Regions from separate parts of the Mus musculus genome. Here region 2 is linked to region 1. The links are chromatin loops, found by intact Hi-C in ENCODE. Cell type or tissue: heart. All regions are shown on one strand.

What was found. Peaks named below come from ENCODE experiments on the same cell type or tissue, not always from the same donor. Only the 100,000 strongest peaks of a DNase experiment are listed, where the experiment ranks them.
Region 2: a loop joins it to region 1, with 2.9 times the contacts of the local background. A loop is called at or near these places in 2 of 42 quality-filtered maps.

The regions. Positions count from the first base shown.
Region 1 is chr14:63,173,519-63,181,518 of GRCm38, forward strand. It overlaps Fdft1 (farnesyl diphosphate farnesyl transferase 1), which reads right to left and starts at 4,369. Exons shown (of 8, transcript NM_001360211.1): 1 at 4,165-4,369. The coding sequence starts at 4,263. In heart, no CTCF peak of the experiment used is centred here; a DNase peak (open chromatin) is centred at 4,533; H3K4me3 peaks cover 3,503 bases; H3K27ac peaks cover 4,519 bases.
Region 2 is chr14:63,072,305-63,080,304 of GRCm38, forward strand. Gm35908 (a long non-coding RNA gene) reads left to right here. Exons shown (of 4, transcript XR_874690.2): 3 at 3,456-3,564; 4 at 4,040-5,071. Among named protein-coding and RNA genes, the nearest start is that of Gm35908, 5.5 kb to the left of the region's middle. In heart, CTCF peaks have their summits at 4,046 (motif pointing right) and 5,067 (motif pointing left); DNase peaks (open chromatin) are centred at 4,217, 6,007, 6,787 and 7,977; H3K4me3 peaks cover 1,007 bases; H3K27ac peaks cover 4,145 bases.

The sequences.
Region 1 (8,000 bases):
GGTTGTCAAGCTTGTTGGCAGTGTCTTTACCTGCTGTGCCACCGTGCCAGTCAGGATGTTTGGTAGTCCTAGTTAGGACAGGCATTTGTGTGCACCAGGCCTAGATGTGTCCCCCTCTTAGCTCGCTTGGACAGCCTGCTTAATGTACTTCTGTGGCTCACTACCTTAAGGATGGACAGCATACTGGGATAGAGAGCTCAGGAGGGGCCGGGGAGATGGCTCAGTGCTTAAGAGCAAGTACTGCTCTTACTGAGGACTGGAGTTCAGTTCCCAGCGTCTGCAGTTCACAATCACCTATAACTCCAGCTCCAGGGGCATCTGATGGCCTCTTCTGGCCTCAACAAGGTACTGCACTCACTGCCACAAACTCACAGACAACTGTAACACATAACACACTTAGAAAATTTTTTAAAAAAATTTTAAAAAATTGAATCTTTTTAAAAAAGATAGACTGAACAAGCTCTGTAGTCAGATTGTGAGAGTCAAATTCCAGGGCGCCACACCATAGCTATGGGATGTTAAGTAACTCACTAACCTCTAAGCCCTAGCTACAAAACAGGAAAACAGATCCTCAAAGGGTTACTGGGTGTTTACATAACAGATGGGAGGTATGTAAAATAGTGCTTGGCACACACCAAGAACTAATAAACATTAGCTAAGGGAAGGCACACAATCCCAGTTTCTAGAGGCTTTCAGCAAGACATAAAGACGGAGAAAAAGATCCCAGACAGGTGTCCACAGTTCTAAGCCCACAGTGTGAGGAGACAGCCTGAAAAAGCCAGGTGAACAAGAGAATGGGGCAGGCAGGCCAATGTCAGATGCAGGGAGTCTACTGTTTTAGGTGTTTATGAATATTTAACTTCTTAAATATATATGAAGAGAATGAAGTAAATATGACAGATTACTGATGCAGTGGCCTGTTATATGTAACTTTCGATACTTGTCTGCATAAAGTATTTTGTAATGAAAATGCATTTTAATTGGGCTTGGAGGCTCACACCTGCAATCCCAGCAGCCAGGAGGCTCAGCATTCAAAGCCAGTCTGAATCACAAATCGAGTTCCAGAAACCAAAACGCCCAAAGAGCGTTTTAAGTTAATGCCCATCTTAAAGTATGGGAATTAGAAATAAAGACATCAATAAGAAATGTAAATTTCTGAAGTAACCAGGCTAAAATTGCCAAGTATTGTGCAATTACAGAAACCAACCTTTAAAGAAAAAGGAGGAGCAGGCACACGGCTTGGAAGAGTACCACAGGAAAATAACCAAAGGAAAGGTACAGCCGGGCGGTGGTGGCACACATCTTTAATCCCAGCACTTGGAAGGCAAAGGCAGGCGCCTTTAATCCCAGCACTTGGGAGGCAGAGGCAGGCAGATTTCTGAGTTCGAGGCCAGTCTGGTCTACAGAGTGAGTTCCAGGACAGCCAGGGCTACACAGAGAAACCCTGTCTCAAAAAAATACAAAATAAAATCAAAAGAAAAGGCACAGCGTCAGAGCAATACTTTTTTTTTTTTTTTTTTTGGTCTGTTGTTTGAAAACAGGGTCTCATTACATATCTATGGCTAGCCCTTAACTCAATATGTAGACCAGGCTGACCACAAACTTTCAGAGAGCCACCTTCCTCTCCTCTCCTTATGCTGGGATTAAAAGCGTGTGTGGCGCTACGCCAGGCTCTTTCATCAGCATTCTGAAAGACTGAGAGCTGTCTTAATACTTCAGGGTCTGTACTCCAAAACAAAGACTAAATCTCCCCTTGGCTCTAAAAGAGGAAGGAAAGGGTGGACATTCAGTCCAAAGCATCCTAAAACCTGAGCATCATGGACCGAGAGAAGACAGCGAATACCTCCCCAGAGGTGGTGAACTGCCATCACCAGGTGTCAGGTGTCACTTGGTCTCCTGACCAAGACTTACAACCTAGACTGTAAGCAGAAATTCTTTATCTTGGGTTCACCCCGTAAAAGCTCAAATGTACATCTTCTCCAGGATAGAAGTATTTAGATTTCTTAAGATTTGTAAATGAGCAATGAGATATCTTGGCAGTGGGACCCATGTCCAAACATGCAATTGTTTGTGTTTCACATATGCCTTATACACACAGCTGACAGGGAATTTTCTACAATGCTTTTTAACATATTGAAAACGACATGTCAAATACATGTACAAGGTCAAGTGTGGTGTGGAAGTGTCCACCTACGGCATCATGTCAGCACTCAAAAGAAATCTTACTAATACTGAGCCAAGCAAGTATTTATGCACAAAAGCCACAGAGGCATTTGAAAGCTCTATTTCCTTCAGGCAACCCTACAAAGGTTAAACTTGCATCCTAACTAGCAGTGATTTTCCCTCCTACTCTTGTAAATCCCCTTAGGAAAAGTCACTATTCTGCTATACTCAGGCAAAGGCACCTACCTGCCTTAGAAGGCTACATACAAGCTTCCCCAAAGCAGTCTGTTCACTAATTCATCTTCACACATTTCTGTTTTGTTTTTATTTTTCTGAGACAGGGTTTCTCTGTGTAGCCTTGGCTGTCCTGGAACTCAAACTCTGTAGACCAGGCTGGCCTTGAACTCAGAAATCCACCTGCCTCTGCCTCCCAAGTGCTGGGATTAAAGGCGTGTGCCACCATGCCCCGCTCTGTGTACCAGTTACCTTGGGTGTTTGTTTGTTTGTTTGTTTTTTGTCTTTTTGTTATTTTGTCTCCCCCCCCCACCCCCGCAGAGCTGAGGACCAAACCCAGGGCCTTGCACTTGCCTAGCAAGCGCTCTACCACTGAGCTAAATCCCCAACCCCCACACATTTCTGACAAGCTACTTTGCTCAAGGCAGTAAAGGCCTGTACATGAAGAAAAGATTATTTTCAAGCCGCTTCTAATTCAGATTTGCCAGGAGGCTGAGATGGGGATCAGAGGCAAGTGGATCTCTGAGTCACAAGGCTGGCCTGATCTACAAAGTGAGTTCCAAGACAGCCAGGGCTTACACAGTGAGACCCTGTCTTGAAAAAATAAAATTCAGAACCGAGTTAAGAGAACCCTGAAGTTGTTGCGAGACTGAAATAAAGAATCTTGCATCTGAAAGTGGCTCTGGGATCACGGGTCTAAGTTAAAGGGTGCTAGAGAAGGCAGGTAAGGAGACCTTGCAGGTCAGAATGAACTACCTGTCACTGGAGCTGTCAGGAGCTCAAGTTGGATTATAAAGCAGATTCTTGCTCTTGCTCTGATTACTTATCCGTGCAAGAATCTGGCAACTGTACCTTCTTCTCCCCTGAAACCTACTCTTGGCGTTCATTTCCTTGTGGACCCTGTCTATGCCCTTAATTACACTGCTATCCATGTTTTACCCCACAGAGTGCCCATCACTGACAGGTGTCCAGGGTCTGCTGAATGGCTGAGAGCACTTGTTAGAGCTAAATCTTAAAAAAGGGAGGATTCTGAATGAGAAAAGCAAGGGCACCAATTAAGAATACCTTTAAATAAAATACAGTGCCTGATGTTTCCAGTGAAGGGGAAACGTTTAAGTTTTTGATGTTAACTGGATGTGTCATCATGCAACAGTTACATACTTTTGTCAGAGTAAGTATTATCATAAAAGCACGCGTTTAAGAAAGGGAACAGACCAATGAAATACGAAAAAAACCAAAAAAACAAACATGTTCTGGCCTCTGGCAGCCAATAACTAGTAGGAACTTGGACACAACAAAAACCGTAGGAAGCACCCAGGAATAAAATAGTGGCTGCAGAAAGGTGAGTAAGCTTATGCGGGAGGTGATGTCTGAAAACTGGAAGGAGTGGGTGGGGCGAAGTAAGTTTCATTCCAGTGAAAATAGGCACGATAACTCCTCCAGGGTTCCTTATGTTCTCAAAATTGTTCTCAACCGTGTTCTCTTTAATCTCAATTCTGGAACGCACCCATTTAGGTAAAAATAACTCCAAGCTTAGAAGAACAAAATACGCAGCCAAACTACCAAGAAAAGCAATGGCTTGAACAGACAGAAACCTTGAAAGGCGGGGGGGGGGGGGGGGGGACATGGCCCTAGTGGGGGTGCGCGACCCAGGCAGGGATCCCGCCTTCCGTGAAGACCAGGGTGTCAGAGACCATCCATCCTCTAGAGACCTCTTGTGCGGGAAGCCGCCACAGGCCTGCGAGGGAGCAGGGATGCTCGACTTACCTGGTCCATCTTGGGTATAAAATTCCGCCGGCCTCCCATGCGGAATCGCAGCAGGTTATAGAACTCCTCCGGGTGGCCTAGACACTTGACGAACTCCATCCTTGCGACTGCTGGGCGCGGGGCTCACCTGTCGGGATCTCCCGCTCCCACCTGTGTTTAGACGCCGGGGAGTGGGCAGGGCGAGGAGGCGGGGCCAGCGCCGGACGTCCCGCCCACCTCCCGCCCTCCTCAACCGGCCGCGCCGCTCGCGCCTCCAGGCTAGGACGCGCGGAGTGGACTGACGGACGTTGATTGGCCAGAGCTGCTCGCACCAGGAAAACGTTAACCAATCGGAAGCCGGAGGAGCCTGGCGCGATGACCACACCCTAGAATTTGATTGGAGAGCTGGAAAGCAGCCAGCGAACACGATTGGTACCCAGCAGAGAGCCTTTGTTCCTGCGTGTCGTAGGCTGGCAGCGAGCGAGGCGCATGCGTGGACGTTCTGGAGTTCCGCGAAAGGCTTGAGAGCTTTGCACGATCCTAGGGACCTCGGCCTCCAGTCTGAGTTCACCTCTTGATATACCTAAGGGGTTGGCTGGCAAAGCCGAGTCAGAGTGAAAGGGTAGCAGGGACTGGAAACGCGCCTCGCGGCTTGAGAACAGATAAAACAGTCTTGCTTTCCTCCGAGGAGTTTACAGGGGCTCGAGTTTACCGGGGCTTTGCTGAGCCCCGGGAAACTCCAAGCGGGACAGCGCACAGTATTTCTCAGACTTCTCCACCCGTCTTTTGTGAGACGACATGGCGATGATTCTTGGATCCCATTTTCAAAGCTGCAAAAACAAAGGGAACTGAGCTCTTAATACCTCTCGATGTTCTAGTTGACGTGAACCAGGACTTATGTAGTGCTTGCAAAATCTGCCCGAGATTGGGCCTCCCAGGGATGTGATGGGAACAAATACCTCCTGCTCTCCCCAGTTAAGGATTGCAAGGAGCGAGGAAGGGCTCCCTCCCAGTTCTATTGGTAGTTGATGGTTGCTGGTGGAATGACTTAAAAAGTTACTAGCATAAATGATACATAAGTTTTATTATGAAGTCTTCATACACTTATATAATGTATTTTTATTACATTCCCCTTTACAGTCATAATTCTTACTGTTCCAATTAGCCTTCATTTCTACTTACACCTTTTTATTATATTTTGATGTGAGCATAAGTGTTATCACACACATACCATGTGTGGAAGTCATTTCTCTTCTTCCATTTGACTCCTGGAGATAGAACTCAGGTCATCAAGTTCGGTGGTGCCTTTGTATCACCTAAAGATAGACAAAGATTTTAAGTGGTATGTCTGCTAGTAAGTTGCCCATACTTCTGTTAGTAACCCTAATTAAACCTACTGACAGATCAAGAAGAAAAATGACTAGTTTTAAAGACAAGTTCAAGAAGAGTGGGGGCGGGAAGACGAGAGAATAATAGGGGTTGAATATGATCAGAATATATTATATACGTTATAAAATGTCATAATACAGCCCATTGTTATATATGGTGAATATGCTAGTAAAAACATATTAAAATTATTAAAATGTGCCAGTTTGGTCCTCAATGCTTGAGTCCTTCTATAGAAAACTTCTGTGTTGGAGCTTTAGTCTAAAATGGGGAATTTTAGAGATGGGAATTTCATAGGGATTATATATAAACAAGGCCACAAGGGCAGGCCTTAAAATTAATTCCAATGGAATTGGTGTCCTTAACTACAAGAAGAAAATATCAAAAAAGCCCCACCACCACCACCACCACCACACACAGTGAAGTCACAGTGTTCTAGAAGGTGTATTCCAGGGCAGAGACAACTGAATATGTCTTACTCTTAGACTTCCATCTTGAAGATCTGTGAGGAGTGAAGGATTACCTAACCACTCAGTCTTTGATTCTAATTTCCATTCAAAATATCAGTTTATTAGAAACAGCTGGAAAGTCAGACTTGGTCCCATCAGTTCCCATCAGAGTGGTAGCCAGCCCCTCCTTCTCACCCCAGCCTATGATACTCCCAGCTGTCAAAAATGGTAGCTCTTGTCAAAATGACCCATCGCAGCTGTCCTACAGCTTTAGCAAAGCACAGCTGCAGGGGATGGGTCCTCAGCCAAAGCCACCTGTTTGCCAGGAAGGACTTCCCATCCTAACCCATGGGCCTGAGGCAGGGAATTGGGGGGTGATGGTGAAAAAAAAAAAAAAAAGCCACTGATTACTGGGCTTTCCAGAAAAATCTACCAATCTCTGAGTTCCCCAAGCTCAGGACTTGAAATCCCACCAATCTTCAATCTGGATTTCTCTGCCCCACTACCCCGAGATATCCTATCCTGCTGAGATATAAACCCTGCCAATTGTCCAATTCCCTGCTGTCCACTCCTAGGAGCAGAGGACAGTCATCCCTGGATTTCTCTCTCCTCTCCTGGACCCTCCAATAAATCATGGTATTTGCAGCCTGGTGTGCATCATTGAAAGAAGCCAAGAAGCAATCAAGAGAAGGGGAAAAGTGAAGAGGTGGAGCAAAGCTGAGCTGCTCAGCTGAGAGCTACCGTGCCTCTCCTGAGGAAGCTTCCTCTCATGGCTGTGTGGTTTCTGGGCACCTGTGTCTCAAGATATCCTTCCATTGGGATACCTCTCCCCTCTGGTTCCTGGGCTTCCAAGTCCCAGGGTACCTTTCCCTCTGAACAAAACACACCACACACCTCAGTTCATCCAAGAATTAGGATAGCCCGTGGTAGCACTTACCAGCTTCTTTGCCTGTTGTCTTAATATTAGGCAGCCTCACAGGCACTCGCGTCTAGGCACAGCCAGAGGGCTTGATTCACTGGGTGCAGTGGAGTCCCACTACAGCCTACCATCTTCCTGTGGGACTCACCCAATGCATGCTCAGTCTCCTGGGAGGCCACTGTTAATGACAGTGAAACCCTGCAGAGAGTTCTCTCCAGCGAGCAGGTAGATGACCTCAAAGGCATGCTTGATGGTGCACCGTCGTAAGCTCAGGTTGCTGGAGAGACGCTCCACACATGGAGTGGGACACCAGCCTTGGAGAAGCACCAGGTGGTACAATACCAGGCATTGCATCCTGCACCAGTGCCTGTCAGACTTCTCTGCAGGGATACAGTCTTGCAGGAAACTGTCGCCTGCTTATCATCCATGCTCCAGGTGCCCCAAAAGCTTGATGTTTGAGGCCTCTGCTACCACCCTGTGACTATCTCCCATCAGTCATCTGGGCACACTGAGGACACCTCTGGCACAGATGGGAGAGTTGAGGGTTTTTTTTGGGGGGGGGGTATTGTTTTTGTTTTGTGTGTGTGTGTGGTTTTTTTTTTCCCTATGGCAGACTTAAGTGTGACAGTGGCATTAAACCTTGTTCATTGTTTGTTTTCCCTTTGAGGCAGTGTTTACATTGGCCCAAAACACCAGATCCCAGGGCCCCAGCCTCTCCGGAGGCTGGGATGTGTGTCACCATATTCAGCTTAACTGTGTGATCTTAAATTCCATAACCTTCCCAGACTTCAGGTAAGGACAGTAAGTATGGGTGCTCAGGACTAAGGAAATGGCTTATTGATTAGGAATACACACTGCTCTTCTAGAGAACCCAAGTTTGGTTCCCAGAACTCAAGCCAGGTGGCTCATAGCCCTTGTAACTCTAGCTTCAGGAGATCTGACCACCTTGGGCACCTACACTATTGTGCAGATAACCCCACACAAGACACACACATTACCGAGAATAAAATCTCCTTTAAAATGACAAAAATTGAATTTTTAAATGATTAAGTGTCCGTCTCCATGGGTTATTCTGTAGATCATGAATATGACCTACGAGGTGA
Region 2 (8,000 bases), 100 kb before region 1:
CTGGTATTTGTTTTTTTGTTTTGTTTGTTTTTGCTTCTCCTCTTCCTGGAGTTATATCCCTGCAGATGTCCACTCCTCTCCATTCATCATGTCACCTGCTAAACAATGTTTTATATCATCACCCTATTTAGAATTATAGAGCTCCTCCAAGCTCACCCCACCCTACTTGCTTTCAAAATTCCTTCCCCTGACTTCCTAGACCTGCCCTGTGAGCTTAGAGCCCAGTTCACTGCTGGTCCTGAGAAGAGCCTAATGCACACCCTCACACAGATGGGGGATTTTACACTTTGTTCATGGATACACTCTTCGGTTATTTACACTCATAATAGGATCTGGCATACATTGGTGCTTATCAAATGCCTGGAGAAGGAATGATGGATTTGATAGTTTCCAGGTCCCAGGAGAGAAACCAGGAGAGGGGAAGATGTGTCTGCATAAAGTTTCATTGTTCTAGAGAACTCTGACAGGAAGGCCATACGGTGAGTGAGGTACAACTCCTTTGGAATGGGCAAAGCCCATCAAGGACACTCTAACTAAGATCTACTTCCTGAAAGGCAGTGAGGAAGATGTGCTGGAGTTCTGCAGTCCCATGCCTAAAGCTCACATCAGTGCATCTACACAGCCATATCCATGGTGACCCAACTTCAACCAGTCCCCTCAGCCCCCTTCTTTGTCCCCCCTCAGCTTTGCCTACCTTGTCTTGGCAAAGAATCCTGCTGGGTGAGTTTAACAACAATCCCTGTATTTTGATATCCACCCCACTCCATATGTGATTAAGTTCCCTGTTCCTTGTTCTTTCTAAGTCTTTGGCTTGCCTTCAGCCAGAACCCCATGCCCCTCAGGTTCTTTATTAATGTTCAATCCATTGGCTCCCTAATCCTGTCCTTGGCTATAAATGCTCCCCTTTGGCCTTGTTGCAATTGGAGTTGAGCTCCAATAGTCATAGCTCACGGAGCTAGTCTTAAACTGTTTTCTGAGGTTTAGGCAATTGTCAGAACAATTTCCCTTTAACAGGAATCTAAAACTCAATTAGACAGGATCTATTACCTCAGAGTTCCAATCAGTAGGAATTCATATGCATGAGTCAATAAGCAAATACCAGACCACAAGGAGCATGGTAAAAGCATGTTGTGGTTTGGTCTGTCGCTATGTATTGTAATGCTAAATTCTGTACCTGAAGGTCTAGGCCGATGAGTGAATTGTCATGTTTACAAGATTTTGTTATGCAAACCTTGTTCCTTGATTTAAAACTATTAGTTCCTTGATTTAAAACTCTAATCCTGCAAATAATTGGCTATAGCCAATTATTTGCAGGATTAGAGGTAGGTAGGTTTTAAGTTACCTGATTGGGAGTGAAGAAGAGAGAGACCAGGAGGAGAAGGAGGAGAGAGAAGACGCCTCCATGAGGGGAGATGGACTGTGAGCACGTGGCCAGGAGAAACAGCAAGTGTCTGGGGTACACTGCTGGGGAGGCAGCCAGGCCAGCAGTTAGAAGAGTAGATTAGGGGTGATCCCAGTAATTGCCAAAGCCAAACAAAACAACCACAGTCTGAGTCTCATTCATTTGTAAGCTAGATGGGGATAAGCTTAAATTGCTTCTACTACAACGAAATGTTGTCCAACTGCCCACTGAATAGTTACCTTTATCCTCTGAGGTTAGTGCTGCCCTCACCCTGGGCCAGATGGCCCATTTTCTGCAGTGGGCATCAATGCAGGGACTCACAACTGATCGACATACAGAGAAGTGACCTGAGTACTCAGCCTCTGTGTCAGTCCACCCCAGCTCCCTCCGGGAACACTGTGAGAGAGGAGGCAGAGGGAATGTCGGAGCTGAAGGGCTGGAATGAAGTCTGTGGAATTCTGTCTTCCGGGTGTGAACATCACACTCTCAAAGTTACTGTAGCTATGGTCACCTGTACCAGGTCAGGGCAACACTCCAGCAGGCAGTGCTTGCTGGATTGACGGGGGGGGGGGGGGGGGGGGATTGGAGGGGATATGTGGGATATGAACATGGAGTCAGAGGTGAGAATGATCTAAATAAATTGCATGCATGTATGAAATTGTCAAAGAATTTTTTTTAAAGTGTTTTCTCAGCAAAAAAGCATGGGCAGTCCCTTCAGCCTGTGAGAGCCAGAGTCCTGCAGGGAAGAGTAATGTGGGCTAGACTTGAAGAACACATAAGGACTCGTGCTTCTAGAAGCTCAGTGATTAGAGGTAGAAAACAACTGTCTTCAAAGATAATCAACATATAGGATCCTTGACATCTAGAGCAACTAACTCTTATCTCCCTTTTTCATGTGTGTGTGTGTGTGTGTGTCTGTGTGTGTGTGTATGTGTATGTCTGTGGTTATGTCTGTGTAGGTCTCTCTTTCTCTCTCTTCTCTCTCTCTCTCTCTCTCTCTCTCTCTCTCTCTCTCTCTGTGTGTGTGTGTGTGTGTGTGTGTGTGTGTGTATGTGTGTGTGTGTGTATGTGGTTATGTTTGTGTAGGTGTGTGTGTATTTCATAGGAAGGAGTCTTTATTCTAGACGTATGTATCCATTGAAAATTGAGTAGTCTCCTGGACAGGCACTTTTGGGTGGGTTGTCAGGAACGAGGAGCGATTGCTTCTAAGCCCGGAGTTCTTCCCTTGTGGAGTTAGCAACCGATTCTTACTTTTCCTGCAAGCTCTTTTGTATGGAAGTAGATCCACATCACCTTTACAGTTAGGAGTTGTGGAGGTGATGAGCAGATCTCATCCCCACTGTTTGGTCGGAACCCTTGCTTATCTCCTGTACAAACTAAGACACCCTGTTTGCTCTTCTTCACCCAAGGAAAGCCTGCAAGGGAAACAACTCAGGCTTAGAAGCCATCTCTCCTCCTTTCTGACCACCCACCTAAAAGTGGCCGCCCAGGGGCTGTTTTTGTCCATGGTGTGCCTCGCTGGTGGAGATGAAGGCAGAGGTGTCAGGAAAGTGCCTCGCTGGCACGCCATCACTCCTCGAGTAAACTCTATGAAATCCTCTTGCTTTAGGCCAGGTGTGTGGCTTCACTGACCTCCGCCTGTGGGATCAGTGAGCCCACAGGAGAGCTGACTCCTAATAAACCTGCCTTTATCTATTTTTAATCTGTTCTAATCTGTCGCAGAGGGAGAGAAAGGGTCTATCACTCATCCTTCAGAAGTGCATGTGGGTTTCAGGATGAGTAGCTGATGAAATGTTTCTGGGTCAAAGGCGTATGTGTTCTGCATTGTGAAGATGAGGAACATGGAAGTATTTGGGGGACAGGAGAGTCCTCCTCCGTAGATGCAGGATAGTTTGGGTTAAGATGGAAAGATGAAACTTGGCCTTGGAGTCAAAAGGCAGGAGAGGCTTTGGGTCCCTAATCTACAAGCTCAGCAGGGGCGGGGCTTCAAAGCAGGCCCTGAGTGAGGAGGCTTTGCTTTCAACATGGACTCCCACCCTATCTCTTTCCACAGATGGCAAGATGGTCAGGATAAGCACATGGAATCTAGCCCAAAGTCGTCTGGCCGTGGGTCAGTCTGGGCCTAGAGGACCCAGGAGTCCAGACACCTGGAGTTTGGAGAGGTATAGTTTCCGGAATTGGTGTGTGGGCAGGGGGTGTGGAGTGCAGACAGCAAGGAGGGGCTGATGAAGAAGAATGAGGTGGAGTCGCGGGAGGAGATGAAGGCAGAGGTGTCAGGAAAGTGCAGATGCAGCAGGCACAATCGCGGGTGGAGGAGCAGGTAGCACCGAGCTCAGGTGATGGGCAGGTGGGGGTGGGGTGAGATATGGAAACCAGGCACCTGTGCCGCGGGAATGTGCTGCAGGTCCATACAAACTTAGGGTCATTAGACTATGGTATGAGAGAGTTTCTTAAGTTCCCTATCTACAGACCCCATTCCTTCAGAGACAGGAAAGGAGAAACACCAAAGTCACAGCGGAAAAAGTCAGGGAGGTCTGTATTGGCGTGTTCTAGCAGGAACACTGGCATCCCTGTGAGGAGACTGCTCCTCCTGGATGGATCCTATTCGCTCCAGATAATTGACTGTTCTTCCACCAGGTAAGCCACTTGGTGGCGCTGTGAGCATGAAAAGCGGGCTCTGTAGCCAATAAGCCTTTTGCAAGACTGGAGGTGTGACTTGGAGACTGTCTAAGGGGCAATGTAAAAAGCTCAGCCTACATCCGGACCCCGGCTGGAAACAAATACGGACATAGAGAGGTCCTGCGAGACACCAGGAGGCAGACAAGGCAGGGATGACGACTGTCTGTCTTGTGACCAGGAAACGGGGTTATGAGACCTATTCAGCTTTCTTTGACTCCGCGCTGTTTGGTTAGGAAAGGGCATATGTGTGCAGAGAACAAACAATACAGGGGAAGGGAGTCTACAGAGAGCTGCTGAACTCTAGCTGCCCCCAACAGACCTCCGGTAAAGGAAAAGGAAGACGCGAAAAGTGACCCACAGCTGGGAAACCTACAGGTCAAAACTCGGAGTAGGGCCTGGGGCAGGATGGGGGTGGAGGTGGAGGTGGGAGTGGAACACACCTTAAAATCCCAGCACTAGGAAGGCAGAGGCAGTCTGATCTTCATGAGTTCAAGTCTATCCTAGGCCATAGGGCAAGTTCCAGAACAGCCAGAGCTACACAGAGAAACCCAGTCTTGAAACAAACAAACAAACAAATAACAACAACAACAACAATAAAATAGAGCCTGTTAGGAAGGGCTGAGGACAAGGCCTTGATTGAGCATAGCTGTTCTCCAACTTCTCAGAACCCCGTGCCTGATAACTGTGTCATAGTAGGGTGACAATGAATGACAATAATAGACCATAGGTTTCAAAAAGGTGAGAAACAAGGTTACACAGGGTCTCTCTGTGTAGCCTTGGAACTCACTATGTACACCCAGGCTGGCCTCAAACTCAGAGACTGCTTCCGCCTCCCGAGCTCTGAGATTAGAGGTGTGCACCACCACACCCTGCCTAAGGGCTGGAGTTAGGTCCCTTGCCCAGCACTGAAGAGTTGTCAAGCCCCAGTCAGATGGCTCTCAGCCATCTGCAACTCCAACGCCAGGGGTATCTGATGCCCCCTTCTGGCCTCCTTGGGAACTGCATTCACAGAGCAGCATAAAATATATTTAAAAATTGGTATCTCTGAGAGAGAGAGAGAGATGGAGTTTGGTCGAGTGGGTGGGTAGGTAGCTGGCCAGGGACACCCAGGGAATCTTATCTCCACCTTCCCGGACTGGGGTTACAATCACCACCATCACACTCAGCTTTTCCACTTGAGTCCTGGGGATCAAACTCAAATCTTCATGTCTATGCAACATCCTCACTTCACCTACTGAACTATCTCCGCAGCCCTAGTTAAAATTATTAACTGGTACATAAAGGCATACAATTGTGCATGTTAAGGAAATAATGTGTGATATTTTGATATGTATACACATTCCACAGTGTTTAAATCACATTAAACATGTTTTCTCAAAAATTATTTTTATTTTAAAATTTTTCTTTTCCTAAGACACCCCGCCCCAAACAAACCAAAATCATCTGTGTTTACACTAATCCTTTCCAATGTTCACACTATTGATGACGAAAATCCCCTAGTGCAACTTTTTTTTTTTTTTTGGTTTTTCGAGACAGGGTTTCTCTGTGTAGCCCTGGCTGTCCTGGCACTCACTTTGTAGACCAGGCTGGCCTCAAACTCAGAAATCCGCCTGCCTCTACCTCCCGAGTGCTAGGATTAAAGGCATGCGCCACCACGCCCTGCTCTAGTGCAACTTTTATTACAAACTCAAGGAGTTTGGGTGTGGAGACCCATGCTCCTAATCTCAGTGGTAGAGAGACAAAAGCAAGAAGATCAGGAGATCAGGGCCACCCTTGGCTACACAGCAAGTTCAAGGCCCACCTGGGCTACGTTTGATCTTGTCCCAAAGAATCAAACAACAAAGCAAAAACAGAAAGAGATCAGGGAGGTTGAGGGTGTGTTGCTCGGTGGCGGAGGCTGCCTGTCGTTGTGAGGCCTTTAGTTTGATCCCCAAAACCACAGAATAGAAGAAGTGGGGGAGGGGGGGAGGACTTTCATCAGGAAAGCCTAAGAGCTACGTTGTTGCTTTCTGCTATGAAACAGCTATCTCTCTGTGTTGAGTGCTTTTCTTTTTCTCAACCAACACTGCCATTGCACATTGCTGGGGAGCACGGGAGCACTGCATCACACCCAGGATTGTCTTCAATGACCCTGCCTCCTGATGTCACGCCTCTGTCGCAAGCAGCTGTCTGCAAAACTGGTCTCAGAAATGATGGTCTGATTTCTCAGACAAGGTCATAAAGACTGTCCTGCTTTCACTGTGGGGAAGTCAGCCACCGTGTGGTGGGGAGCACTCCAGCAATCCCGATGGGGAGAAGCTGAGGACCCCTCACCAGCAGCCAGCACCAGCTTGCCAGCCATGCAGCGAGCCACCTTGGAAGTAGATCTCCAGCCTCAGTTGGACCTTTTGGGAACTGATGCTCCCACAGGACAGGCAGTATGATGGAATTCCTGGAACCCTGAGCCACAGCAGCCTTACCCCTCTTTCCTCACCCCCTCCCCTGCCCCCTCCTCCACACTACACTCTCTCGGGTTCCAGATGTTCTAGAACCACCCCATCGCTGTTCCAGGTTAAATAGAAAATCTCCTCCACAGGCTCATGGATTTGAAAATGGGCTCTACCTGACAGCCCTGTTCTCCAAGGCTGTGGAAACTTCTGGACACAGGGCTGTCTAGTCTCATTTGCAGCATGTATAGTTTCTGCTTTCTGGTTCAGCTCGACTTGAGTAGCTCAGCCGCAGGCTCCGCCCTCTTAAACCATCCCCCATGGACCTCAGTCCCCAAAGCCATGAGCCTTGAGTTGCTTCTGTGGGTTATTTTGTCATTGCCATGAGAAAAGTATCCAATGCAGTCGTAAGTGAGTTGTTGCTCAGCAAAACAATTCAGTAGAAGCGCCTGCCGAGTAGCCTGAGAACTAGAGTTCCGATTTCCCAAGTAAAAGCTGTGGGGGCTCCCTGCTTGGTGGCACACACCTTTAATTCCAGCATTCGGGAAGCAGAGGCAGGTGGATCTCTGTGAGTCTGAGGTCAGCTTGATCTACATAGTGATTTTCAGGTTAGCCAGGGCTATGTAGAGAGACCCTGTCTCAAAAGCCAAAAATCAAAACAAAACAAAAACCCAGCCGGGCGTTTGCAATCTCAGTGCCCTGTTAGCAAAGACAGGGAATCCTTGGAGCAAATGAACTACAATGAACTAGTTAGAGTAATCAAAAGGGTGGTCTCCAGGGCCATCAAGAGGGAGGGAAAAATTCAGCGTCAACCTTAAGGCCCCCTCCCCCCCCCCCCGCCCCCCACGTATGCAGGTGCGCAGAGCAGACAGGAGCAGAACTGTTTTGGTTCCCGCTCTTCCACTACTACTATATCATTTTACCTTTGAACCTCCATTACCTTTACAAAATAAAAGAGCTGTGGGTGTATGTAGTTCAGTGGTAAAGCTCATGCTTAGTGTGTGTGGTGGAGGAGGCATGAACATGCCTTGCACATACTTAAAGGATGGAGCAAACATGAACCTGACGCGGCGCCAGGCTTAGGGAAGGGACATGCACTGGTCCTGCTAAGCACACACTGCACACTGTCAGTCACGCTAACTGTAGAATGGGTCTTTTTTATCTGCCTTCAGAGCTGCTGCGGGAGCCTAGTGGGAATCTGCGGTCAGCAACTTGTAGACTCTGAAAGACCGTGTAAACGTGCTGGAGTTAGCATCTGAGGGCCTAGGTCCTGGGACTCTGGCAGCAGGACTTCCTCTGTAGAAGGTTAACCATGGGGGTCTACCAGGGTTGTTCTGCCGCTGTTATCGCAGAACTGTAGGTAGAAAGCAGCGGGAAGCCGGGTCCCCTTTCCAGGGACCATCTGAAGTCACAAAGCTGGGCCACTGAAACCTCAAACACCAATGTAGATAAGGCATGTGACTGCAGTCAGGAGACACTGAGCCAACTGGGGG